Linked DNA regions of Homo sapiens: regions 1, 2, 4 and 5 are each linked to region 3. Evidence: chromatin contacts called from ENCODE Hi-C or POLR2A ChIA-PET data. All regions are on one chromosome and are shown on one strand. Each heading gives the region's core, a stretch centred on a gene start or an enhancer-like site at or near the end of the contact. The rest is flanking DNA. Distances are from core to core; before and after follow the strand shown. Region 1 holds the start of UNC5B (unc-5 netrin receptor B). Region 2 holds the start of PCBD1 (pterin-4 alpha-carbinolamine dehydratase 1). Region 3 holds the start of PSAP (prosaposin). Region 4 holds the start of MCU (mitochondrial calcium uniporter). Region 5 holds the start of MICU1 (mitochondrial calcium uptake 1).

Region 1 (4,613 bases), core at 1,746-4,245, 640 kb after region 3:
TCCAGTTTTGATTTCTCCAGCATCAGACTTTACAGCTTAAAAATATTCTCAGTGCTGTAAAGGGAGCTCATTCCCATATTCACCAGGGATGGGGTGGGGTGGGGAAAAGGAGAGAGAGGTGCCTGCCACTTGAGGGGAGCTTGGACACCCCCAGTAAAGATCCCTCTTTGCAGAGAGAGCCTCGCCTGCCTCAGTCTGTTATGAGTCTCATGGCAGAGGGGTGGGTGGATAAGAATAGGAGGGAGGGTCTGCTGGGCTTGAATCAGTCTGGCTATTGGACAGGAGCCCTTCACATGTCTTCAATCTGTGGCCAAGTGAAGGCAAGATTTGGAGAAAGCCAACACTCTGGCCTTGATTTTCCCCATCAGTGAAATGGAGCTTGTGAAGGATCCAATGGAAAAACCCAAAGAACATTCTGAAAGAATGATGCTCTGTGCCTGTGGCATTAGAGAAAAACAAGATTGTGTGGGAGGAAGGGACATGTTCTCCCTCCTGAAGGCAGGTTTCTAAGGGCCACACATTCTGGGCAATGAGAAGGCTGCAGGCCGACCCCACCAGTTGGCCCCTCTCCAGGCTGGTGGGCAGGCAGCTACTGCCGCACTAAGTAATGAGCACAATTCCAACACCGCTTCTGCTCGCTGGTGAGAAATCAAAGCCGGGTATTAGAGGCCATTTCTGACTGGGCACCATTCGTGCCCAAATCCATCAAAGCCCTGGGCCTGGGGTTTCTTCTGGGGAAGGTGGGGGCTGGATGCTTTGTTAAGCAGGAAATGCAGGCCACCCCCAGCCTTCTTGGCCAAGCCCACCCACCCAGAGAACTATAGGCCAACCAGTCTTGTCTTTCTCCTACAGCAGCCCCTCATTCCTGGTAACCTAAGTATTTATTCCTGATCCCACTGTCCTGCTGGTACAAAAGCAGCTTCCCAAGACACAACCCTGCCCATGTGCCATTTACAGAGACTTCACCCTACCCTTCAATCATCTCCTCAAACCCCCTCCAACCAGAAACCAGCACCCCAACCAAGCACCTCCCACGTCTAACTGCACCCTTTAAAACAAGGTTGGACATTCAGCAGCCTGCCTTCCCCATCCCCATCATTACCTTCCAACTTCAAAACACTGCTTTAAATACCAGAGTCTGCCCAAATCATAATTAACTTGGATCAAATGGTTGAGTGTTGTAACTCTACTGCACAGGACTTGCACCAGAAAAAAAAAAAAAAGTGGGGAATGTGCTAAAGCCAAGCCCTCACTCCTGGCCGTGGGAATCACTAATTCCAGAATGAGGAATCTTTGGCTATGGAGGGGGGAAGGGCGGATGTCAACTTCGCAGCAGGAGGTAGGAGGTGGGGAGGGCTGCGTCATCTCGTCCACTTTCTGCTCCAGTTTTCCTGCTCCATTCTCAGCCTCAACTCAGAGAGGACTCCGTGCAGGAGGCCCCGTCCCCACCTGGCTCCGGAGCCGAGCCGCCCGGCAGCCGTGGCCAGCCCACTTGCTTGGGTTCGGGTACCAGAGAGAGGCTGGCTCCATTCAGTCCACAGCCTCCCCGAGAAGACGCAGCCCAGCCAGCGACGCCGGGTCCAGCTACAGGACGAGCGAGAAACGTATTCATCCACGGCGAGAGAGGAGGGTTAGGGACTTTATTTCGGAGCCCACCAGTTCGCTGAAGTCATCTTGGTGGGTCCAGAGCGGGCGCTGTACCAAGGAGAGCGCACCTAGTCTGTTCCCCGGACAGCGAGAATGTCAGTGACCAATTTAAAAGGAAACTCCGCAGGATCGCTAAGAACCCCTACCCGCATCCAACACACACACACACACACACACACACACACACACTCTCCAACACTCAGAAAATTAATAATAATAATAATAATAATAATAATAATAATTCTTCCAGACCTGCGGGCCCAGCGATCTCGGGGAAAGCTATGTGTGCAAGACTTAGCCCTCCCCGCTTCAGGAGCCCTGCAAGCCGGCCTGCCGAGGCTACCGAAGCGCTTCCTGTGTTCAGCAGGTCTTTTCGCTCTCTCCCTCTAGTCTGCAGATTGCTGTCCCTATAGCGCGTAAGAGCCTAGGCGAGCCGGGACCAGACTAGTAAGTTACCGGCGTACGGCAGCGAGCGCACACCTTGCTTATGTAGCCAATGTTCTTTTTCGGGGCGGATGCCAGGCGCGCGGAGAGCCGGGCGTCCCCAGGAGGCGGATCCTCCCGGAGACTCAGACCCTGACTCCTACACCCCTTCCAGGGAGAAGAAGGGATCCCTTTCAGGAGCGAGCAGGGACCTTTCAGCTTACTGTGAAGCCCCTTCCCTGCTCCCCGCTCCCGCGATGTGGATGCGCCATTGCCCACTTTGGGAGGCAGTAAAATCTACATTCTAACTTGGGCGCCCTTGCCGCTTTTCCTGCGCGCATCGATGCGACGAAAGACCACCTCAACTTCAGGACAGAGTGAGGCGCAAGGGTCCCCTAGCCCCGCGCCCCCAGACCCGATCGCTTCCTACCTGCTTGGCTCAGCCTCGGGTCCCAGCAGAGCAGCAGTGCCAGCAGCAGCGCGCCCCGAGCTCCGCTCCGGGCCCCCATGCTCCCGCGGCCTGGTTCGGGCGCCTCTCCCCCAGGGCTGTCTCCCTGGCCCCAGTCTCGCCGCCGCCGTCTCCGCCGCCGCCGCCTCCTCCTCGCCGTCCTCCCCGGCGCCCGGCAGCGCCAGCCCGTGCCTTCCGTGGGGGCAGCGGAAGCCACGCTGCGCGGAGGGCCGCCTGGCACTCGGAGCGCGGTGGGTGCCTGGCGCCGGCTCTCGAACGAGGCTCCGGCGCGCCCCTCTGGCTCCGGGTCTCTGAGCGCTCGCCTGGCTCCGGCGCTGTGCCTCCGAAGTTGCGCGACCGCTCAGTGGCGCTCGCAGCGGCGGCGCCGCGCAGTCCCAGCCCCAGTGCGCGCCTCTCGGAGCCCCGCGGCTGCGTGCGGCTCCGGCGCCCTAGCCGGCCCCAGCCGCCTGCCACAATGCCGAGCGCCGCCGCTCGCTCGCCGGAGTGAGTTCGCCAACCGAGGGGACCGCGCGCGGCCGGGGCGGGGCCTGGGCGACCGAGGGCGGAGCCGACAGGGGGACCTTGAGGGGGGATCCGACGGCCATCTGGGCGCGGCCGCGGCAGAGCTGGGGGACCCGGGGGGAGGGTCCTCGCGAGACGCTGGGCGCAGCGTTTTGAAAAACCCGGCCGCTGGAGAATGGCTGGACGTGGAGGCGGCCCAATTTTCGCTCCCCCAAATTAAGGAAATCTGGCTTTGCGCCTTCATTTGGCTTGGCCATGTCAGCTTTCTCCTCTGATTAAACATAGGACTCTCACTTTTGGCTCCCCTGTCTGTAGTATGCGCTCTGCCTTCCACATGTGGGGGTCTTTCCAAAAAAAAGGCTCCCAAAATGAGAACACCCAAGTCCTGGTTACGCGGGGGCTTACAGCGATATGAAGCTGGGTATAGATTAGGATCATCCTGGCTGGCTCTGCTTGTCTGTATGATCTCCGGCAGAACTGTTAACCAGACCCCTGGAAACCCCTCCAGCACTCTGATCCTGCGTTGTTGTAAACTAGCCTCCTACCTGACAGTGGGACAGCCATTTTTGGCTCAGTGTAAACTTGGACTCTGCCCCTTATTTACTGTGTGACCTTGAACAAGTTACTTAACAATTCTATTGCTCCCTTCATCATCATCTGTAAAATGGAGGAAAAGGATAACTATTTCATAAGGGGGTATAGAATTAAATTTTAAAACTTGTGTGGAAATTGCAGTGCAAGTGTCAATAATCTCTTTCCAAGATTCTCCCCTCCCAGCCAGTCTGATTCCAGGGGGAAAGTCCTGACCACCCAAAGGTGGTCCAAGGAGCACGTGGGGACAGGTGAGGTTTGAAGGATGGGCAGTGTCTTGGGATTGAAACCCAGAGAGATCAGAACGAGCGGATCAGCTAACATAGGCAAAGACCTTCCCTGTGCCAGGCACAGGGCTAAGCACTCTGTATGCATCATGTCAGTTAATTCTCACAACCCTCTGAAGTAAGCACCATTTACATCCCATTTTACAGATGAAGGACCTGAGGCACAGAGGTGTAAAGCCACCTGCCGGAGATCACACTGCTTGGAGTGACTGAGTGACTGAGCAAAGGGGATGGGGGAGATGGGATTGGAAAGAAACCCTCTAAACGGGGGAGCCTCACTTGAACACCTTCCCTGGGGCTGGATTGGGCTGTGCGAAGGGGACTGTCCTAGCTGTTTCCCCAGAGGTGAGGTGAAGGCAGGACTAGTACCCTCTCCACACACACTCCCCTCACAAGCCGGGGTCTTGGAGTATCTAGGGGAGGTCGTGCATGCCATCAGCACATCTCCCTAACCCTCTCTGACTGGGCACCCAGCATCAGGAGGGTGGCAACAGGTGGACTGGGACTCCCTGGGGGAAGAACTTCCATCAATTGAGAAAGGCTGCTGTGGGCAAAGGTAGGTTGCTTAGCTTGGCCTCTGACAGCCCTAGCAAGGGCAGTGGATGAGACAGTCAACAGCTCAGCACACCCAAACCAACTCCACCTTGCAAATACACATGCACACACACAACTACCCACCCATACACACCTGCAAA
Region 2 (4,872 bases), core at 1,802-4,301, 960 kb after region 3:
CCCCAATCCTGTGCCTATAAAACCCCCTAGACTCAGCCACACTGAGATAGACAACCCCACCTTCTCAATCCCTCTCCACTGAGAGCTGTTTCATCGTCAATAAAATTCTCCATCCTCATCACCCTTCAACTGTCAGCATGACCTCATTCTTCTTGGATGCAGAACAAGAGCTCAGGACCCACCAAATGTGGGCACCCACAAAGGCTGTAACGCTGGCCCTCTACCCTCACTGGTGGAGGGCAGCTGCCCCACAGAACAGAAGCTGCAGCAGGGCCAAGCTGGTCCAGGAGCCACGGGCCAGAGTGGAGAAAGGGGCCGCCTGAGCTGCCAACATGCCGCTGTCCATCAGGCTGCAGATGGTGGAGATAAAAGAGCTATTTAGCACACTGTAACACCCCTCTCTGGGGCTTCAGGCACCCCTGCCTGGGTGCTGCCACAGTCTCCTTGGGGTGACACACCTGATCTGGCTGTGGGCCCCACACAGAGCCTGTTCCTGTGTCATGGCTCAGTGCAGCTGGCTGGACCCTGCATTCACTCGGTCACATGCTCCCTCCCGCCAGGGGCTGAGCATACAGTCGCAGTGGCCTTGTGAGCCATGGGCTGTAACACAAGCCAGATGGGGCCTGGCAAGCTGAGTAGATAAGGCACTCCCTGCTGCAACCTCAGCAAAGGGGTCAAGAAAAATCCTGCATCACAACAAGCTCTCATTTTATAGCTATTAGCCTGACAAAAAAATAAAAAGCTGGCTAATGGGAAGTGTGAGTATGTATGTGTAAGATGCATATGGAAATAGTACCCCCTCACACCATGCAGGAGAGAATGAGGACTGGTGTCCCCATCCTGGACATCATCTAGAACTATTTTGAGATACACACCCATGGGGGGAATTGCTGGATTTATAGGGTATGGATATACTTAAGTTGCCTAAGAAACTGCCCACAGCCCAGGGAGCAATTAGAGATGTTCACTGCAGCAGCATTGTTGTTTAACTCTGTGTACGTATGTGTTTGTGTGCCCACATGCTCACGGGCTTGGGAGGTGGTGGTAGCAGCAGAAAGTTGAAGGGAACCTGAGTGTCCATCACTGATAGAACAAGAAACCCATGGCAGATTCTCATTACAAAATACTAGGCTGCAGTTAAAAGCTACAGATTGAATATACATATAGCAACATGGGTAGATCTTAATTTTCCACTAAATACTCTGTTTTGTAAGAAACAGACTGAGAAATGTAATATATTTACATAATACCATTTACATAAATTTAAAAATACACATAGACGAAACAACACCACACATTTTGCAAGAACCTGTGCAAACAAAAATACACATTAACACATTAGAGAGGCTGCTATGGGCGGTGGTGGGGGGCGGGGAATAAAAGTGGAGCACAAGAATAAAAGTTAATAGAAAAATGTGAAATGTGAGAGGACTTTTCTAATCTGACTCTAAGACTTATTATAAAGCTATAATAATCAAGACAAGGTAGTGTTCTGTCATGACAGACAAACAGATCAATGGAACAGAAGAAAGGGCTCAGAAATAAACCCACATGTATACAGTCAATTGATATTTTACAAAGGTGCAAAGACAACTCAGTGGAGAAAGGAATAACTGAGTCGCCATGTGCAAAAGTGCATCTGGATCTATAACTTGAAGCATATAAAAATATTTACTCAAAGTGGATCACAGACTAAATGTAAAACCAAAAGCTATAAAACATAGGAGAAAACTTTTGATCTTGGGTTAGGCCAAGATTTCTATGTGTACAACATCAAAATAGAAATCCATAAAAGAAACATTTGATATATTGGATTTCATCAAAATTAAGAACGTTTGCTCTTTGAAAGGCACCATAAGATAATGCAAAGAAAATATTTGCAAATCACTGCCTGATCATGTCCTTATATCCAGAATAAAACACCCTCAAAACTCGATAAGAAGACAACCCAATTTCTTTTTTAATGGGCAGGAAATTCAAACATGCTATTCAATAAAAAAAACTTATCCTTAGCAAATAAGTACATGAAAAGACATTCAATACAATTACTAATCAAGGAAACTCAAAACCACAATGAGATACTGCTACACACCAATTAAAATTTAAAAGGCTGACTATATCAAGTGTTGGTGAGGACAGAGAACTGCAACCTTCATACACTGCTGCTAGGAATATAAAATGATACAACCATTTTGCAAAACAGTATGGCAGTTTCCTAATAAGTTATAAAAGTCCACCTACCACATGACCCAGGCATTCCATTCCTAAGTGTTTACTCAAGGAAAATTAAAACATACGTACTTTCGAAGATTTGTGCACCATATTCGCAGCAGCTTTATTTGTAATAGCCAAAAGGTAAACAACGCAAATGTCCAATAGTGAATCGCTAAACAAATTGTAGTCTATCTGTACAATGCAATACTATAAAATAAATTTTACTTAGCCATAAAAGGAAGAAACCATTGATATAGGCAACAACATGGCTGAACCCCAAAACAGTTATCCTGCCTAGTATATACTCTATGGTCCATTTACATAAAATTCTAGAAAATGCAAACTAATTTATAGTGACCTAAAGTACATCAGTGCTTGCCTGGCCAGGTGGTTTCGGGAGGAAGGGGTTACCAAAGGGCAAGGGAAAACTTGCAGGGATGATGATATGTTCATAATGTTGATCTCGGTGATGGTCTCACGAGGGAAACATTAAAATTTATCAAATTGTACACGTTGAATATGTGCAATTTATTGCATGTCAATTATATCCAAATAAGAGATTTTTATAAAGAAAAAAATAGGTATTCTGGCGCCCAGGGCCACCCAGCTGTAAGCGGCGGGGTGGGATTCCAACCCAGAAGCGGGCATTTGGAGCCCTCATGCTTCACCCTAGCTCCCTGAAACAAGCACGGAGGATGGCTCTGAGCAGCGAGGAAAGTGCTGGAAGCAAGCAGGCCGAGCGCGTCCCTGGCTGGGGACGTTAATCATTACCGGAGGGCGGCCCGAGCGCGGCCCCGCCCCGGGACGGCAGCCTGCGCGCCCGGCCGCCGCCTGCCCTCTCCGCTGGCCACCTGCTGCCGCCCGCGCCATGGTGAGTCCAGGGGTGCGCGGCCGCGATCGGGGCAGCGGGGCCGGGGCAGCCGCGGGCGAGGTGGGAGCGGGAAGGGGCGGGGGAAAGTCTTTTCGAGTCCCCTGCGGAGCCGCCGGGGTCCGAAAGTGGGGTCTCTGCCCGGCTCTCTGTCGCTGGCGGCGGGGAGGGGAAGCTGAAGCCCTGAGAGGGGCGGTGGCGGGTTCGAATCCCACCCAGTTGGGAGGCCAGGCCTGCCCTGACCCCGGCCAGTGCTTGTTCCGGGACCCTTCCGGGGGCGGGGCCTACGACCTTCCTGGGCCGGGGAAGACAGTCGTGGAGGAGTCCACGGATCTCGTCCCCTTGGTGGCCCGATTCTGCTTTATACTGGGGTGGGAGCGAGAGGGAGGCTGAGTTTGCGCGCTCGTGTGCGTGCCTGTCCGCTGCCCCTTCCCGCTGGCACTCTGGGTACGGGGTCTGCCTGGGACTCACGCTCTGCGCCGGTATGCTGGCCCCAGAGCCACTCCCCGCGCCGGCTTGAGGCCCGTGCCAGGCCACGGGGGCTTGGTGGCGCTGGAGCAGCCCTCCTCCCGTGAGCTTCCCCCACCCACCCCCGGGGCGGGGGCGGGGGCGGGGCCCTTGCTCTGCTGTAAGCTCGCGAGCTTCATCAGACCATTTCTGGTCCACAGGCCTTCGGAGCAGGCAAGACTGGGAGGGCCTTTTGATAGGAGAGGGACTTGGGGGAGGGAGGATGAGTGGGGCTGTTTGTGAGGGGCGCTGAGGTCCCAGAGATGCAGGCTTGGGAAATCGGTAACCACTCCCCACACCTCGCCAGAGGAGGCAAACGGGGCAGCGTCCCCCTCTCTGTCTCCAGAGCCGGCACCTGGAAGGTTTGTCAGTTCAGCCGCAGGCTGTGCGACCTGGGGGGTTCCAGAAGGCTCTACCGAGAAAGGGAAGCCTCCTAAGAGCTCACCTGGACTCACCCACCCCTTTAAGAGCCAAGGAAGTAAACAGTGGGCTCTGATGCTTTGGCTGACTTCTGGTTGTCTAGATACACGGACCAGGCGGTCAGCCACGGGGAGAAGGCCAGCTCTGGAGTAGAGACCTACCTACTGGGCAGATGATGCAAATCGCTGCTGCCATTCAATCCCTATAGTCATCCAGAGCCGAGGGGAAGAGAGGGGCCAAGCTACATCAGTCCAGAGAGAGCTCACGTTTTCAGGAGGGAAAACAGCAGGGAAAAAAGACGGACTTAGGAAAGCACTGCGATGCTTCAGCTACCCCAAATGCTACCAGGCCCATCACAAGCCTGCTTGCCTTAGGAAGTTTTTTTTTTGTAATGCAGATGACATTTGCTTTATAGCAGTGGAGTTTCCTAAAGTGTCCCATTGGCACCTCATGATGATCTGTGGAGGTGGAGGTTCTGCCAAGAGAGGTACAGCCACCTGGCTGGTAAATGGTGAAAGCGGGTCTCAAAACTCCTGCCAATCAACACATGGTGTCCAGTCTGCAGGCTGCCTCATAAAAGCTAAATCAACCTCCCTCACATTCCCTCCCCACCCCTAAGGGTATCTTTTCAATTCAGCACTCTATTTCTGCCCTGGGGTGGTGCTACTCTAGAAGCCTAGGTTCTGGGATCTGTTAAGCTCCTAGACCTGGATCCTCCTAGGATGAAACTGACCCTTGCTTCCTTGCTTTCTCTGAGGTTCCACTCATGGCCTGAATTGTGCCAATTTGGGCTGCCTTGAGGGCACTTCGCACATTAGGTAAATAGGATGGGGCACTAGGTTTGCCAGCTGCCTTTGGCCAAG
Region 3 (4,842 bases), core at 1,630-4,129:
GACAAAATATTCCTTCACTTCTGGAGTATTTCCCTGAGGGTACATAGCTAGGAAAGGCATAAGAGAGCCAGAGGGTTTGAGGAGCTTCACAGCTCTTGTTGCCTACACGCAGATGGTTCAGAAGGTTTTTTTTTTTTTTTTTTAAGAGGATTTAAGCGTCTACTGACAAGGTAAAAAAATTAATAATAATCTACTTATTGCTTTTATATTCTTTGTTAAAATTCTGTCCTCATGGGGTTCAGGACGAGGCGGATGAAGCAGCATATTACTGTTGAGTTACAGGTGAGGAGATGAAAGGCAGCAAAAGTTTCTCTCAAAAACACTGACATATTCCTCTAGGTATGAAGGAGGAATATTTAAAAAAAAAAAAAAGGAGGGGTGTGGTGGCTCACACCTGTAATCCCAGCACTTTGGGAGGCCAAGGCAGGCAGATCACTTCAGGTCAGAGTTTGAGACCAGCCTGGTCAACATGGTGAAATCCTGTCTCTACCAAAAAATACAAGAAAACTAGCCAGGTGTGGTGGCGTGCACCTGTTATCCCAGCTACTCTGGAGGCTGAGGCAGGAGAATTGCTTGAACCTGGGAGGTAGAAGTGGCAGTGAGCTGAGATCGCACCATTGCACTCCAGCCTGGGTGATAGAGTGAGCCTCCATCTCCAAACAAAAAACAAAACAAAACAAAACAAAACAAAACAAAAAAAACAAGTCCTGGTTCAGGCTCTGTTGTTAACCAGCCCTGAGATGTCAGTAGCTCTATAAGATGAGAGGGGATGATCTGAGGTCTCTGAGCGTCCTTTTGGCTTGGGGTCCTGTAACCTCTGCATGGAGCACTGGGATGCTTTGCTCCTCCATCTGCAAGGAGCTGAAGGATGGGGGATTTGTCCTAGAGCCCCAGCTCCCTTGCTTTTTTTGTTTGTTTTTTTTTTGAGACGGAGTTTCGCTGTTGTTGCCCAGGCTGGAGTGCAGTGGCACGATCTCGGCTCACTGCAAGCTCCGCCTCCCGGGTTCACGCCATTCTCCTGCCTCAGCCTCCCGAGTAGCTGGGACTACAGGCGCCCGCCACATCGTGCGGCTAATTTTTTGTATTTTTAGTAGAGACGGGGTTTCACCCTGTTAGCCAGGATGGTCTCGATCTCCTGACCTCGTGATCTGCCTGCCTCGGCCTCCCAAAGTGCTGGGATTACAGGCGTGAGCCACCGCGCCCGGCTAGCTCCCTTGCTTTTAACCAGTTGTTGTGTGGTCTGCCCCACGCTTCTGCCTGGCCTTGGGAAGCCCAAAGGTGGAGCAGCCACGAAGTCTCCATCTGGCCACTGAGGCCGACCTGTGAGGCGTCCAGTTGAGACCACATCTTGTCCCAACTCACTCAGCTGCCTCACATGGCCCACTGTGGTGCATGGGGCACACTTCCCCATCTGGCTCCCCAGAGGAAGTCAGAGCTGTGGTGGGGGCTGGGGGCACTTAGGGAGATTGCAGGGGAGCAGAACTGAAGGTTCTGAGGCCTTAGTCCCTGGGGTTGTTCTCCAGAGCGGATTGCAGATTGGAGGAAGTTGGAGGAACTGTAGGTTTGCCCTTCCTGGGTCAGGAAACCTGGCTTCGGGCCAGGTTCTATCTCTACCTGTTGTGTGACCTTGGATAAACGTCTTGCCCTCTCCTAGGCTCAATGTCCCTACAGGTAAATGACCTCTAAGTGCCTGCCCTAAGGGGCTAAGATTCCCCTCCTTTCCCTGCCTTGCGGTTGGCAGGTTCTTATCCTTCTGGAGAGGGTCATCATCATTCTCTGTTCAGGTCCTGGCAGGGGCAGCCACAGGCAGAGGGTCTTTGGGTCTTAATTTCTGAAGGCTTCCATGTCACATAAAACGTTGATTACATAAATTTGTTATGCTTTTCTCTTAAGCTGTCTCGTTACAGGAGTGTTGGTTGTGACTCTTATGATCTCTTATGATGGGTGAGGAATGGTATTACATCTTTAACGGTACCACAATGTGAGGCTTAAAAGTTTTTTGTTTTTTTTTTTTTGGTGATGGGAATCTCTCTCGCTCTGTGGTCCAGGCTGCAGTGCAGTAGTGCGATCTTGACTCACGGCAACCTCCACCTCCCGGGTTTAAGCAATTTTCCTGCCTCTGCCTCCTGAAATAGCTGGAACCACAGGCGAGCGCCACCACGCCTGACTAATTTTTGTATTTTTAGTAGAGACAGGGTTTCACCATATTGGCCAGGCTGGTCTTGAACTCCTGACCTCATGATCCGCCCGCCTCGGCCTCCCAAAGTGTTAGGATTACAGGAGTGAGCCAGCATGCCCAGCCCAGACTTGCCTTTGACCAGGTGCCACCACCTGCCCCCACGTGCCCCTGGCCAGGACTGAGCCCTGTACCCTGTTACACGACTACTTATTCTATGTGAAACCCCAAGCTATTCTATGTGAAACCCGCTACTACAATGGGCTAATTTTTTTGTATTTTTTTTTTTGTAGAGATGGGGTTTCACCACGTTGCCCAGGCTAGTCTTGAACCCTCCGCCCGCCTCGGCCTCCCAAGTGTTGGGATTACAGGCGTCAGCCACCGCGGCCGGCCAACAATGTGGAGATTTAAAAGGTATTTTACATATATAATCTCTGACCTATTCAATTAGTAGGGCTTTTCTTTTATGACCTTTCCCTTCCCTTTCTCCAAGTTCTTCCTCACTCCTCCCCATAGCCCTTCCTTTCGCCCCTCCCATTGCCCCCTCCTATTGGCCTCCCCTTCGCGCAGGCGCCCTCAGAGGCGCTGAGTCAGGGCGCTGTTGAGCTCGGGCAGGCCCGGATGGGGCGGGGTTAGCGCCTGCGCTCTGGACGGCTTTGGGGCAGGGCAGATTTATATCTGCGGGGGATCAGCTGACGCTCCGCATTGCAGACTGCGGAGTCAGACGGCGCTATGTACGCCCTCTTCCTCCTGGCCAGCCTCCTGGGCGCGGGTAAGCCCTGGGACCCTCATCCTGGGGAGGAGGTGCCTCGCAGCGTCCATCTGCCCCAGAATGGGCTGTGCCGGGCCTGGCCCCTCTGCTCCCCCTGCCCTAGTTGGCAAGGGGGCGCGCGCACTGCGCAGGCGCGTTCGCTGGCTTTCTCTGGCTTTCTCTGGGCGGCTGGGGGCTGCGGGGGGCGGGCTGCGAAAATGCCCCCGGGAGGACGGCCCAGGCCCTGGGCAGCATCTCCTTCGGGGCTCGAGTGGGTTCCTGCGCGGCTGGGGCCCCGAGGCCTTCCCTCAGGCTGCGCTTCCCACTGTGGGGGTGGGTGAGTCTTGTAGGGTGACCCCTTGGGCAGCTGTGTTGTGCCTGTGCTGGGCGCACGTGATCGAGGTGGGCTGGAGCCCCGTCCCGCAGGACACTTTGGCCGTTGGCTTCAGTTGCCTGTTTGTAAGGGTAGCGAAGCTGCAGGAAGCACATGTGTATCATCTATATTGACGTTTGCATATGTATTTACTCTGGATTCTAGGTGTTGACAAAACGAGTCAAACTCTGTAAAAATATTTTGAGATTTATTCTGAGGCAAATATGAGTGACCATGGCCCGTGACACAGCCCTCAGGAGGTCCTGAGAACATGTGCCTAAGGTGGTTGGGATACAGCTGGGTTTTACATATTTTCGGGAGGCACGAGACATCAATCAAATACATTTAAGAAATACGTTGGTTTGGTTCAGAAGGGCGAAACAACTCAAAGCGGCGGGGGGCTTCCAGGCCATAGGTAAATTTAAACATTTTCTAGTTGATAATTGGTTGAGTTTATCTGAAAACCTAGAATCAATAGAAAGAAAGTATTCAAGTTAAGATAAAGGATTGTGGAGACCAAGTTTTATTGTGCAGAGGAAGCTCTCAGGTAGCCGACTAAGAGAGCGAGCACGTTGTAAAATATTTCTATGGAAATGAAAGGGTGACTGGCTCTTAGTTGATTATCTCCTGGATCTGGAGAGGAAGGAAGGAAAACATAGGGGAAAGGGGATTCTCTATAGAATGTGGATTTTTCCCACAAGAGACTTTGCAGGGCAATTTCAAGGTATGGCAAGGAAATATATTTTGGGGTTAGATATTTTGATTTTTTTTTCCTTGTCTTATAAAATGTTATGCCAGAGTCAGATTGGAAAGTAAGTCACGATATATGGGGTCAAATAAAACCCATCTGATGAGAGTTTATGGTTTGTAGGGTATGATTCCTACACCCCTTAGATAGGAATTTGGGCAAGCTAAAAAAAATCGGAGCTTAATTCTCATAGGTATTGAAGGCGATATAGGGTTTTCTGGTCCAGTTATTTTGCCATGGGGTCCTCATTTCACTTGCTTTGAAATGTCTTGCATCTGGGTGCGGTGGCTTATGCCTGTAATCCCAGCACATTGGGACACCGAGGTGGGAGGATCGCTTGAGCCTAGGAGTTGGAGACCAGCCTGGGCAACATAGCAAGACCCCACCTGTGAAAAAAAGAAAAAGAGAAAAGAAAGTCTTGCACGCTATTGGCCGTTTTTTTTTTGTTTGTTTGTTTTGTTTGTTTGTTTGTTTTTTGAGACGGAGTTTCGCTGTTGTTGCCCAGGCCGGAGTGGTGCAATGGCGTAGTCTCGGCTAACTGCAACCTCCGCCTTCCGGGTTCAAGCCATTCTCCCGCCTCAGCCTCCCAAAGTTCTGGGATTACAGGCGTGAGACACCGCACCCAGCCCCCACCACAATGTCTGTTTTTTAGTAACTATATGTAGTTTAAGGGCTGGCTGCCATTTTTAACCTAGCTACCCAAATTTTAATAAAAAGTAACAAAGTGGATGACAGGGTTGATGCAAAACCGAAGAAATGAGTTAGCTTTCAGCAGCTCTCAAGAATGTATCTTG
Region 4 (4,804 bases), core at 2,211-4,710, 840 kb before region 3:
AAAGGAATTGTACATCACAGTCTGTAACCTGAAATGAACCTTAAAGGCTAGAGGAGTGATTAGGGGTGATAAAGGCTGAAATTCAGCTACAAAAAATCCATAAAGGTTTAGTATGAATGTATGGGACAGTGCAGAGACTAGCTTAAGTACAACAGAGTATTTGTGCTGGGATGAATCTGGCATAATAAGATTGGGCCAGACTATGAGGAACTCAATTAAAGAGTTAGGACCTGCCTCTGTGTCAGGCAGTGTAACCTGTTAAAACTTTCAGGTTAAGCTGAAACAATGTCATTGCCAAAAGAACTGTGATGTGTAAAGTAGAGCAAGTCAGCCACAAACTGTAACAGGACAATGACAGACTTAAGTAAAAGATGTAGTAATTCAGCATAGCCGTTAACTGCTAGAAAATGCCAACAGTGGGGCTGTCATAATCAGAGACGAAATAGTTTGTTTTAGCAATGGAATTACACAGCTCACAATGAAAGGCAGTTCCTCTTCGAAGAATCATACTTAAAAATAGCAGCCACCTTCACTAACCATACAGAAAAGCAGGCAACAAACATTTTACATCAGTTTTGGTTACAGTCACAAGCCGGAGAGAAGGAAAAAAATTACACTAGATGGTGCTAAAAATATTGAATAAGCCCCTGTACCTTTACTCTTATTTACTCAGTTGAATGACATACTAATGGAGAAGGGGGAAGAGACAAACTAAGTTTATAACTTCATAATTGCACTTACCAACTAGCTGAGCTACTGTATTGCTTTGGACTCATTCTCGAAACTTGGAAAAGATGAATTTCTCACTTAAAAAATTAGGCAGTGCTGTAACTGGTTATGCCCCCCTGGTTGTAATTTACCATACCATACAGCGGAACAAAAGTGGCACAAACTGGACTTGTGATCCATTCCAATGCAGACTGCCATCTGCTGCACATACACAGGATGTCTCCCAAGCAAGATTCAACCTTAGTGTCTCTCAGGGACCTTTACCAGAACATCTATTCTTTCTGGTAAGTTGTTTGCTCCCATATTCACCTAATATATGTACTCAAATCAACACCTACTTACAGGAGAATTCCCATTCATGGGGTTTTGAAATAGCAATACTTTCATAATGGACAATAGTAAATTTTATAAGGGAGGAGAGAGATGTAAAGGAGCATTTGCACTTTACAATGAAAAGAACACAATAAGAGGTGAGAATATCTCAGATGAGTGGGAGTCCTAAAACTTACGTATTAGCTAACGTAACCTTGGCCAAGTCTCTCTCTTTTTAGGGCCTCAATATCTTTTAAATGGAATTTCTTGTAAAGAATCACAGACTATCCTATGGAAACAGCTGTATACATGATGGCTTCAGAAGAATTGTAGAAAAATAAAATGTTTATACACTTTAAATAATCAGGTTCAATTTTTTTCAAAATCTTACAATTCTAAATTCATGTACAAGTCACCATTCCCATAACATTCCTGCCCTTTAGAAATAACACTTCGTTTTAATTGTGCTTTCAGTTACAAATTCAGCACTTCATTTTTACCCACCCTAGAATAGCACAGAGAACACCTTCGTGAAGTATCCCCACAAGGGAGACACTCACAGCCTGACAAATTTGCATAGTGGAAAATATACAAGGCACAAATTTTTTAAAATGCTAAATGAATATCACACCCAAACAGTCTTAAAAACTGTGCAAAGTCAGAAGATGTCTTATCAAAATATGGACTTAAGGACAACTTGGGAAGCCTTTAAGTAGTTCGACGGAAAGGGGAATGCAATCAAAATTTGGGGTGGCCTTATGTTTTTAAGAGAACAAAACACATAACTAGAGGCTATGAAACATGCAAATTAAATTGAACTGTGGAAAAGCTCTTGGCTGTCACCCAAAAGCTTCAGCAAAGCAATATGCCAGTATGCCAAATAAAAAGAGGTACAATCTTCTCACAAGAATGAGGATAGGGTCCATACCTATGACTAATAATAACAATACAACCTTGCTTTTGCAGAGCATTAGGTCTTTTCATAGATCTTTCAGGCACTCGATTTTGATGCTGTCATTGGCCTTAGGAGTATCCTCTCCGAAGAGCTCCAGTTCAGTTTCCTCTTAAGAGTTATGATCAGAACAAGGCAGGCGATGTGTTTATTGAGGGTTGAAGGTACTATTGTAGTTTCTCCTATCAAGCTGTTTGCAGTGATCCTCCAATAATCACACTATACAACTCAGCCCCAGCAAATAAAACCTACATTCTTTCCCTCAGAGCTGGCCAGAGACCAACACATATAGGTCTAGAAAGTCCAAGGGAAGGAAACCTCCTGACTTGTTAGGTTAAGAACTCCATGCCAAATTCATCTCTTGCAATTGAAAAAAGAAATCTCTCTCACACTCTGTCTCTCTCTCTCTCACACACACACACACACACACACACACTCACCCAAGAGTGTTCAAACAGAAATCCTCTTTTTCTGCCAGCCAATGAAACCCAGCAACAACTGGTTAATACAACCACCAAATCTCTGCCTCTGTCAACAACTTACCATATTCGCTTCTCCTGTGCCTGCTGACCACCCTTCCCGCTTCAGGCACGCGTGAACACGCTTATACAGTAGCCCTCGAAAGGACCCCCAAAAGCACCTTTAAGGACCCAAGAGGATGAAGCTTGCCTCCTGAAGCAATGCAGCATCCATCTCGAGGGAGCCGGTTCCCCATGCACACACACAGAGGAAGTCACAGAGGGGAATAAAGTTTGATTTTCCTTCCTGCCCGACCCCTCGGGGACGAGAGAGGACGAGGGGCGGCCCCGCCGGGGTCCTGGGCTGCTCTCCGGGGCAGCTCCCAGCAGCATGGCACTGCCACTCTCCTGGCACACACAAGGCGGCCGCGGCAACTCAGAACTCCCCAACCCGCCCGGAGGAGGAGGGAAAGGGGACAACTTCCATCTGGCTCCGTTCAGGGAGCCTTGGGGCAGGGCTGTTAAGAACGAAGAAGGGAGGGAACGCGATTGGGGGCGAGTCGGGGAGAGGTTCAAGTCCCGTGCCTTCCCCGCCCTGGTGTCCCCAGTCCTGCGGGAACATCCCCGCCGTCGCCCCTCCTCCTCCTCTCGGCTTCCTCCCGCCCGCCCTCCCTTCCTGGTCGCCGCCGCAGGCGCCTGAAGGGCACGGCGGCTCCTCGGTGCCCGGCAACCTCCGGAGCGGCCGGGAGTTGAGGTAACTCGCCTGCTGCCCCGGCGGCCTGCCCGCCGGCGGCTCCCACACGCCAGCGCCGCCCCGCCCTCCCCGGAGCCTCCGGGCGCGCTCGCTCACCGTCCGGTGGTGCTGCTGCTGCCGGTGGCGGCTGACGCCCAGCCCAGGGAAGCAGCCGGCAGTCAGCGCCCCGCAGCCGCCGGCGCCCCCGCCGCCGCCGCCCCGAGAGGAGAGGAGCAGCAGGAGCGATCTACCTGCGGCGGCCGCCATCTCTCAACTGGAAACGGCGCCGACCCAGGCAGCGCAGCGGACGGCCAGGGCGGAGCTAAGACCCGCCACTCACCGACGCCGGGCCAACTAAAGCCCTTGACTGAGTTGATGAGGCGGGGCTTCCTGCAAGGTCCAATCGACAGGCGGGAGAACCACACTGGAAGCTGCCAGTCCCTTCCAGAGTTACCTATAGTGGGACATAGTCAATTACGGGCAAATTCTAGGGAACCCATAATTGACACCCAAACCCGTGAAAATAACAGCAATAGAGATGGCATGTTCAGTTCGGCTAATCTTCACCAACAATAGAGCTATGATAAGAGTAACGGGGGATATAGATATTTGTGAAAAGCTTTGTTCGAAGTTGAGTTCTAAGTGAGTGTTCTAAGTTGGCAAAATAGGCACCAAATTAATAACCATTAACGGTGTATGCTGTAACTCTCAACTACACGCCTAGAATTATCATTCATAACTGATAATATTTAGATATGCTGAAATTAACTCTACATCACGGAGTGATCTAATGACTGTGATGCGTAGCATAATATAGGAGAGGTAGAACGATTACAATATCAAAGTCCCAGAATGAGTACATGCCTTCAGAGTGAATTAACTGACGTGTATACATCTCAAATACCCAATTCATTTTTACAGCACCTTTATACGGATATTCTCACACTCTCCAGAAACAGCACTATTTTATCATATTTGACTTTGTGTGCATTTACAGAAACAGAACACATTAATAACGTAATAAAAAATCATGTAAGGCCGGGCGCGGTGGCTCACGCCTGTAATCCCAGCACTTTGGGAGGCAGAGGCGGGCGGATCACGAGGTCAGGAGATCGAGACCATCCTGGCTAACACGGTGAAACCCCATCTGTACTAAAAATACAAAAAATTAGCCAGGCGTGGTGGCGGGCGCTTATAGTCCCAGCTATTCCGGAGGCTGAGGCAGGAGAATGGTGTGAACCCGGGAGACGGAGCTTGCAGTGAACCGAGATCGGGCCATTGCACTCCAGCCTGGGCGACACAGCAAGACTCCATCTCAAAAAAAAAAAAAAAAATTCATGTAAAAGGCTATTTTAATGATGCTTCATAATTTTGCCGAAATAGTTATCAGAATACGCTTTGGAATAACAAACACTTTCTCTTGAAAAACACTTCTTTCCACTTAAACTCACAATGAGGGCTCCTTGAATACTGCCTAAGAAAGATTTTGGGTCCTGAATTTCCTTAGAAGAGTATTTCCTTGCTAGCTGTTTATTATTATGAGCTGATTAAATTCTCACACCTCTTTTTAAAATCTGGAGCAGGAAAATAGTTTGGGAAGCAAATACAAGCATTATTTTA
Region 5 (4,665 bases), core at 1,555-4,054, 770 kb before region 3:
TCTTTTTTTTTGAAGTTGTTTTTCTTAAGAATACATTATTTATGTCAACATATAATGGATCTATTATTTTTAAATGACTAAGTACACATTAAAATAATTTCAATTTTAATTTTCTTTCTTTTCTCTTTTTTTTTTTTGAGACTGAGTCTTGCTCTGTCACTGAGGCCTAGGCTGGAGTGCAGTGGCATGATCCTGGCTCACTGCAACCTCTGTCTACCGGATTCAGGCGATTCTCCTACCTCAGCCTCCTGAGTAGCTGGGATTACAGGCGTGTGCCACCATGCCTGGCTAATTTTTGTATTTTTAGTAGAGATAGGGTTTCACCATGTTGGCCAAGATGGTCTCGAACTCATGACCTCAGGTGATCTGCCGCCTCTGCCTCCCAAAGTGCTGGGTGCCATTGTACCCGGCCTCAATTTTAAGTCCTCATATGCTAAATTAAAAAAAGTTTATAGAGACAGGTTCTTGCGCTGTTGCGCAGGCTGGAGTGCAGTGGCATGATCATAGCTCACTGTAGCCTCAAAGTCCTAGCCTCACGTGATCATCCCATCTCAGTCTCTCAAAATGCTGAGATTATAGGTATTAGCCTCTGCCTGGCCGAATATGGTAAATATCGATAGGTATAACACACATAAATAAAAGTTATTTTGAGTCCTCAATAATTTTTAAGTGTATAGGGGTCCTAAGACCAAAACGTTTGAGAAACAATGATTTATGTTTTTAAATGTTATTTAACAGTTAGTTTGACTGATTAGTTTTATATAGACAAATGTTGCCTAAAATTAGAATTGAATTTCAGCAAATCTTTCTTTCTTTTTTTGAGACGGAGTCTCGCTTTGTCGCCCAGGCTGGAGTGCAGTGGCACGATCTTGGCTTACTGCAAGCTCTGCCTCCCGGGTTCCTGCCATTCTCCTGTCTCAGCCTCCCGAGTAGCTGGGACTACAGGCGCCCGCCACCACGCCTGGCTAATTTTTTGTATTTTTAGTAGAGACAGGGTTTCACCGTGTTAGCCAGGATGGTCTCGATCTCCTGACCCGCCCGCCTCAGCCTCCCAAAGTGCTGGGATTACAGGCGTGAGCCACCGCGCCCGGCCTGAATTACATCATTTAAGAGTGGAAGCCTCAGAGGCCTTCAGGTCAGGTCTATGTCCCGCTACTGCATGTACTGCATTACCTAGGGGTGTCAGCCTGCTTCCCTATCTGCAAATGAATAAAACAGTATCCATCCTAGAGTGGTTGTAGACAAGCACTGGGTTGTATGTAAAGCGCTAGCACAGAGCCATGAACACAATCATCTATTGTACTTAGGTTAGTTGGGTCTGAGAAGAAATGGAGAAAACAGAGTTGATTCTGCTTACTTCACAATTTACCCCAGGGATGGTTTTGTTGGCTTTGTTTCCATGGTTGTTGCCTTTTCCACAGCTCTGCTACGTAAATTCTTGGGAAAAAAAAATTATTTGAAAGTTCTCTGGGACCAGCGAGGTGGCTCGCACTTGTTAATCCCAGCACTTTGGGAAGCCGAGACGGGAGGATCGCCCGAGGTCAGGAGTTTGAGACTAGCCTGCCCAACATGGCGAAACCCCGTCTGTACTAAAAATACAAAAATTAGCCGGGCGTGGTGGGGCGTGCCTGTAATCTCAGCTACTCGGGAGGCTGAGGCAGAAGAATCACTTGAACCTGGGAGGAGGATGTTGCAGTGAGCATCACTGCACTCCAACCTGGGCGACAGTGCGAGACTCCGTCTCAAAACAAACGAACAAACAACCAACCAACACCCCGCTGCCCCCCCCCCAAAAAAATTCTCTGGTATTATAGTCATATTTCCATCCTATTTCCACAGCAGGGGTGAGGATCCTTTGCCATCCCATTTTTCTGATAAAAACACCTTCTTCAGCCGGGCGCAGTGGCTCACGCCTGTAATCCTCGCACTTTGGGAGGCCGAGGTGGGCGGATCACCTGAGGTCGGGCGTTCCAGACCAGCCTGACCAACATGGAAAAACCCCGTCTCTACCAAAAATACAAATTAGTAGGGCGTGGTGGCGCATGCCTGTAATCCCAGCTACTTGGGAGGCTGAGGCAGGAGAATCGCTTGAACCCAGGAGGCAGAGATTGCAGAGAGCCGAGATCGCTCCACTGCACTCCAGCCTGGGCATCAAGAGTGAAACTCTATCTCAAAACAAACAAACAAACAAACAAACAAAAAACACATTCTTCAAGGGAAAACATGTTTTTAAGTGGCTTCTAGAGATTATAAACTCTGCAATAATATTAGTCTGCAAATAAAACACCTGACAAAATCATCCACCAGAGGAAGTGGTGAGGGTTTCTAAATCCAAAAAAGTCTCAAGGTTATGAAACAGGAACATTTAATCTCTGAGAAAACCTAAACGGAGTTGGAAAGAAACAATTTCCAACTCACTGTGGTCCAGTTTTCTTTTCACGAACTCCTTTTTGCTTAGCCAACATAGCCAACACGAAAACGGGTACCGAGGAGGTGTTACAAGCCACAGTAAATTTCTCAACAGATTCCTATGACCCTTGTGGAGGGGAAAAAAACCAGAAGAAATGCCCGAGAGCTTCTGGGAGCTCTCCAGCTTTCCCGCCTAAACGCTGAGGGGAGTAAGGGGGAGTGACGGGGCTAGGGCGGGGCCCGAGGCTGGGGCGTGGCGCGTTGATTTCCCCGCCCCTCCCCGTTCCTTTTCCTCTGTGCCCCTCCCACACGCCTGTCTCCACGATCCCGACAGGCCCAGCGGCTAGGAGAGTCACGTGAGAGTGGGCGGAGGGGGTGGAGGTTTGTCTCCGCTGTTTCATCTCTATGGCTGTCAGAGGTGGGCGGCTTTGACCGAGAGGCTGCTGGAGCTCGTGTTTGGACGCGTGAGTCTTGGACTCTGGAGGGTATAAGGAGACAGCAATTTAGGGAAGGCGAAGGGGAAGGGGGTTGGCGAGACAGCCTTAGGGAACTGGGCTTCGTGGCTGGCCGTTTGTCCGCCCCGGGCATCCGGCTACTTCTCGGGTCTGGCGGGATACCTGTCTCTCCCTGATGCGCTCAGCTTTTGGAGAGGAGTCCGTAGTCTTGCTTGCCTCCCGTCCTCCACTTTCCTTCACCCCAACCCGTCCCTTCTCCCGTCCCGGGAGAACTTCTCCCAGTGCCGGGTTCGCAACTTGGCGCCGACGCCCCCCTCCTCACAGGCGACTGGGACACTCTGGTAGCCTTGACTGGCTCTCCTGGAATTTGTGGATGTGGTTAGAAGTGGGTGCGGGAGTTCACAGATGGATTTCTAATACGGAGAAATATTAACCACTGAATCGAAATAAGTGGAAAATCAGTGAGGACTCAAAGGAGAAATACAAAGTGCAGGCTACTCGGACTGTTCAGTTTTTATCTTTTCCAGCGCCTTCCCGTTTTCATTACGTTCTCCCTGTTTTGTTTTCACCGTCGCATTCTGGCCGGCCATAGGCTGTTTTGAGAAAGAGCTAGATGTTATTGACTCTATGTGAATGTTGGGAGAACAGTTTAAAACAAACTGTTCTTCAAGTTGCCTTCTCTGTAATCTTATGGTTGATGGTTTCTTTACCTTCCAATTTTCCATGTCTTAAAAAATACGGTGGCCATTAGTAAATATAAGTAGAATAAATATCTTATAGCTAAGGGACTAGAGTAAAATATTTTATTTTTCCTGTGGTACCTTAGAAACGCCCATTTTCTTCCTATTTATCAATAAATGTTTCTATCTCACTTGTTTGGGTGGCTTCTTTGATATGCCTTTGTTTATATTAGAACATCCCTTTGGGGCACGTAGGGAAGTGATCGAGCAGTATAAGAAAGGAGTTTGCATTTCATGAGGTGAAACAAGTTCGGTGTGGATAGCTGTAGGAGAGTTTAGGTTTCATTGGACCATATGACAAATAATAAACGTCAGTATCTTGAGACAAAGGTGTTGGCCAGAATGACCCACCTACTGTGTTTCTGGTGTGGACCAGGTAATGAGCTTTTTGAATATTGCCTTATCCTAAAAACTTTAGAACCCATTGCCACTTGTCTGTAGGAAGGTGGCTTTTGCCTCCAGCTACTCTTTGTCCCAATCCTTGGTTTGTCCCTGATTGTCTCTTCCACTTAAGAACATCACTCTGGCTACCTAATATATCAAGCAAGTGTCTCTGACATCTTCTGAGTGTCCTTACTGAGAGCCATAAAACATAATATTAACAAAAAGTGAATATTCTGGAGTGGCTTGTGTGCCTGAGGAGAAAGGGAAAGAATGATAGAAACTAATAGAAGCTAATAAATGCAAGAGAACAAAAGTGTTTATTGCTGTCTTCCTTTATATTTACTATATTCAGTAGATTGTTTACATTCCTAAGAAGTGCATCTTGAGACTAACTTTCCTGTGTTTAAGAATAAAACAGGCTGGGTGTGGTGTCTCAGGCCCATAATCCCAGCAATTTGGGAGGCCGGGTGGATCCCTTGAATCTAGGAGTTTGAGACCAGCCTGGGCAATATGGCAAGACCATCTCTACAAAACACAAAAATTAGCTGGGCGCATGCCTGTAGTCCTGGCTACTTGGGAGGCTGAGACAGGAGGATGGCTTGAGCCCTCGAGGTTGAGGCTGCAGTGAGCTGTGATCGTACCATTGCACTCCAGCTTGGGCGACAGAGCGATACCCT

What was found. Hi-C counts contacts between places; a loop is a spot of excess contacts on that map. ChIA-PET counts read pairs that join two places held with the same protein, here RNA polymerase II (POLR2A). Pooled maps may share reads with other maps.
Region 1: a loop to region 3 is called in a map of ascending aorta, with 2.7 times the contacts of the local background. The contact joins the promoter of UNC5B here to the promoter of PSAP in region 3. A Hi-C loop is called at or near these places in 1 of 168 maps with a recorded cell type or tissue (ascending aorta).
Region 2: a pooled map shows a loop between it and region 3 (5-fold over the local background). The contact joins the promoter of PCBD1 here to the promoter of PSAP in region 3. A Hi-C loop is called at or near these places in 4 of 50 pooled maps. POLR2A ChIA-PET finds 5 or more read pairs at or near these places in 3 of 52 experiments (CD4-positive, alpha-beta T cell, H1 and PC-9).
Region 4: a loop to region 3 is called in a map of B cell, with 9 times the contacts of the local background. The contact joins the promoter of MCU here to the promoter of PSAP in region 3. A Hi-C loop is called at or near these places in 3 of 168 maps with a recorded cell type or tissue (B cell, CD4-positive, alpha-beta T cell and naive thymus-derived CD4-positive, alpha-beta T cell) and 10 of 50 pooled maps. POLR2A ChIA-PET finds 5 or more read pairs at or near these places in 1 of 52 experiments (A673).
Region 5: a loop to region 3 is called in a map of CD4-positive, alpha-beta T cell, with 4 times the contacts of the local background. The contact joins the promoter of MICU1 here to the promoter of PSAP in region 3. A Hi-C loop is called at or near these places in 3 of 168 maps with a recorded cell type or tissue (CD4-positive, alpha-beta T cell, CD8-positive, alpha-beta T cell and naive thymus-derived CD4-positive, alpha-beta T cell) and 9 of 50 pooled maps.

The regions. Positions count from the first base shown.
Region 1 is chr10:71,210,952-71,215,564 of GRCh38, reverse strand. It overlaps UNC5B (unc-5 netrin receptor B), which reads right to left and starts at 2,995. Exons shown (of 17, transcript NM_170744.5): 1 at 2,501-2,995. The coding sequence starts at 2,579. RefSeq lists a silencer at 2,835-3,094 and an enhancer at 2,939-3,233.
Region 2 is chr10:70,886,744-70,891,615 of GRCh38, reverse strand. PCBD1 (pterin-4 alpha-carbinolamine dehydratase 1) reads left to right here and starts at 3,051. Exons shown (of 4, transcript NM_000281.4): 1 at 3,051-3,085. The coding sequence starts at 3,083. RefSeq lists silencers at 2,935-3,184, 3,515-3,794.
Region 3 is chr10:71,849,288-71,854,129 of GRCh38, reverse strand. PSAP (prosaposin) reads left to right here and starts at 2,879. Exons shown (of 14, transcript NM_002778.4): 1 at 2,879-2,948. The coding sequence starts at 2,909. RefSeq lists enhancers at 2,668-3,198, 3,199-3,729, 4,121-4,620.
Region 4 is chr10:72,690,799-72,695,602 of GRCh38, reverse strand. MCU (mitochondrial calcium uniporter) reads right to left here and starts at 3,460. Exons shown (of 8, transcript NM_138357.3): 1 at 3,302-3,460. The coding sequence starts at 3,451. RefSeq lists enhancers at 2,023-2,112, 3,783-3,842 and silencers at 2,873-2,962, 2,983-3,032, 3,123-3,582.
Region 5 is chr10:72,624,218-72,628,882 of GRCh38, reverse strand. MICU1 (mitochondrial calcium uptake 1) reads left to right here and starts at 2,804. Exons shown (of 12, transcript NM_001195518.2): 1 at 2,804-2,873. RefSeq lists enhancers at 2,800-2,949, 2,500-3,037.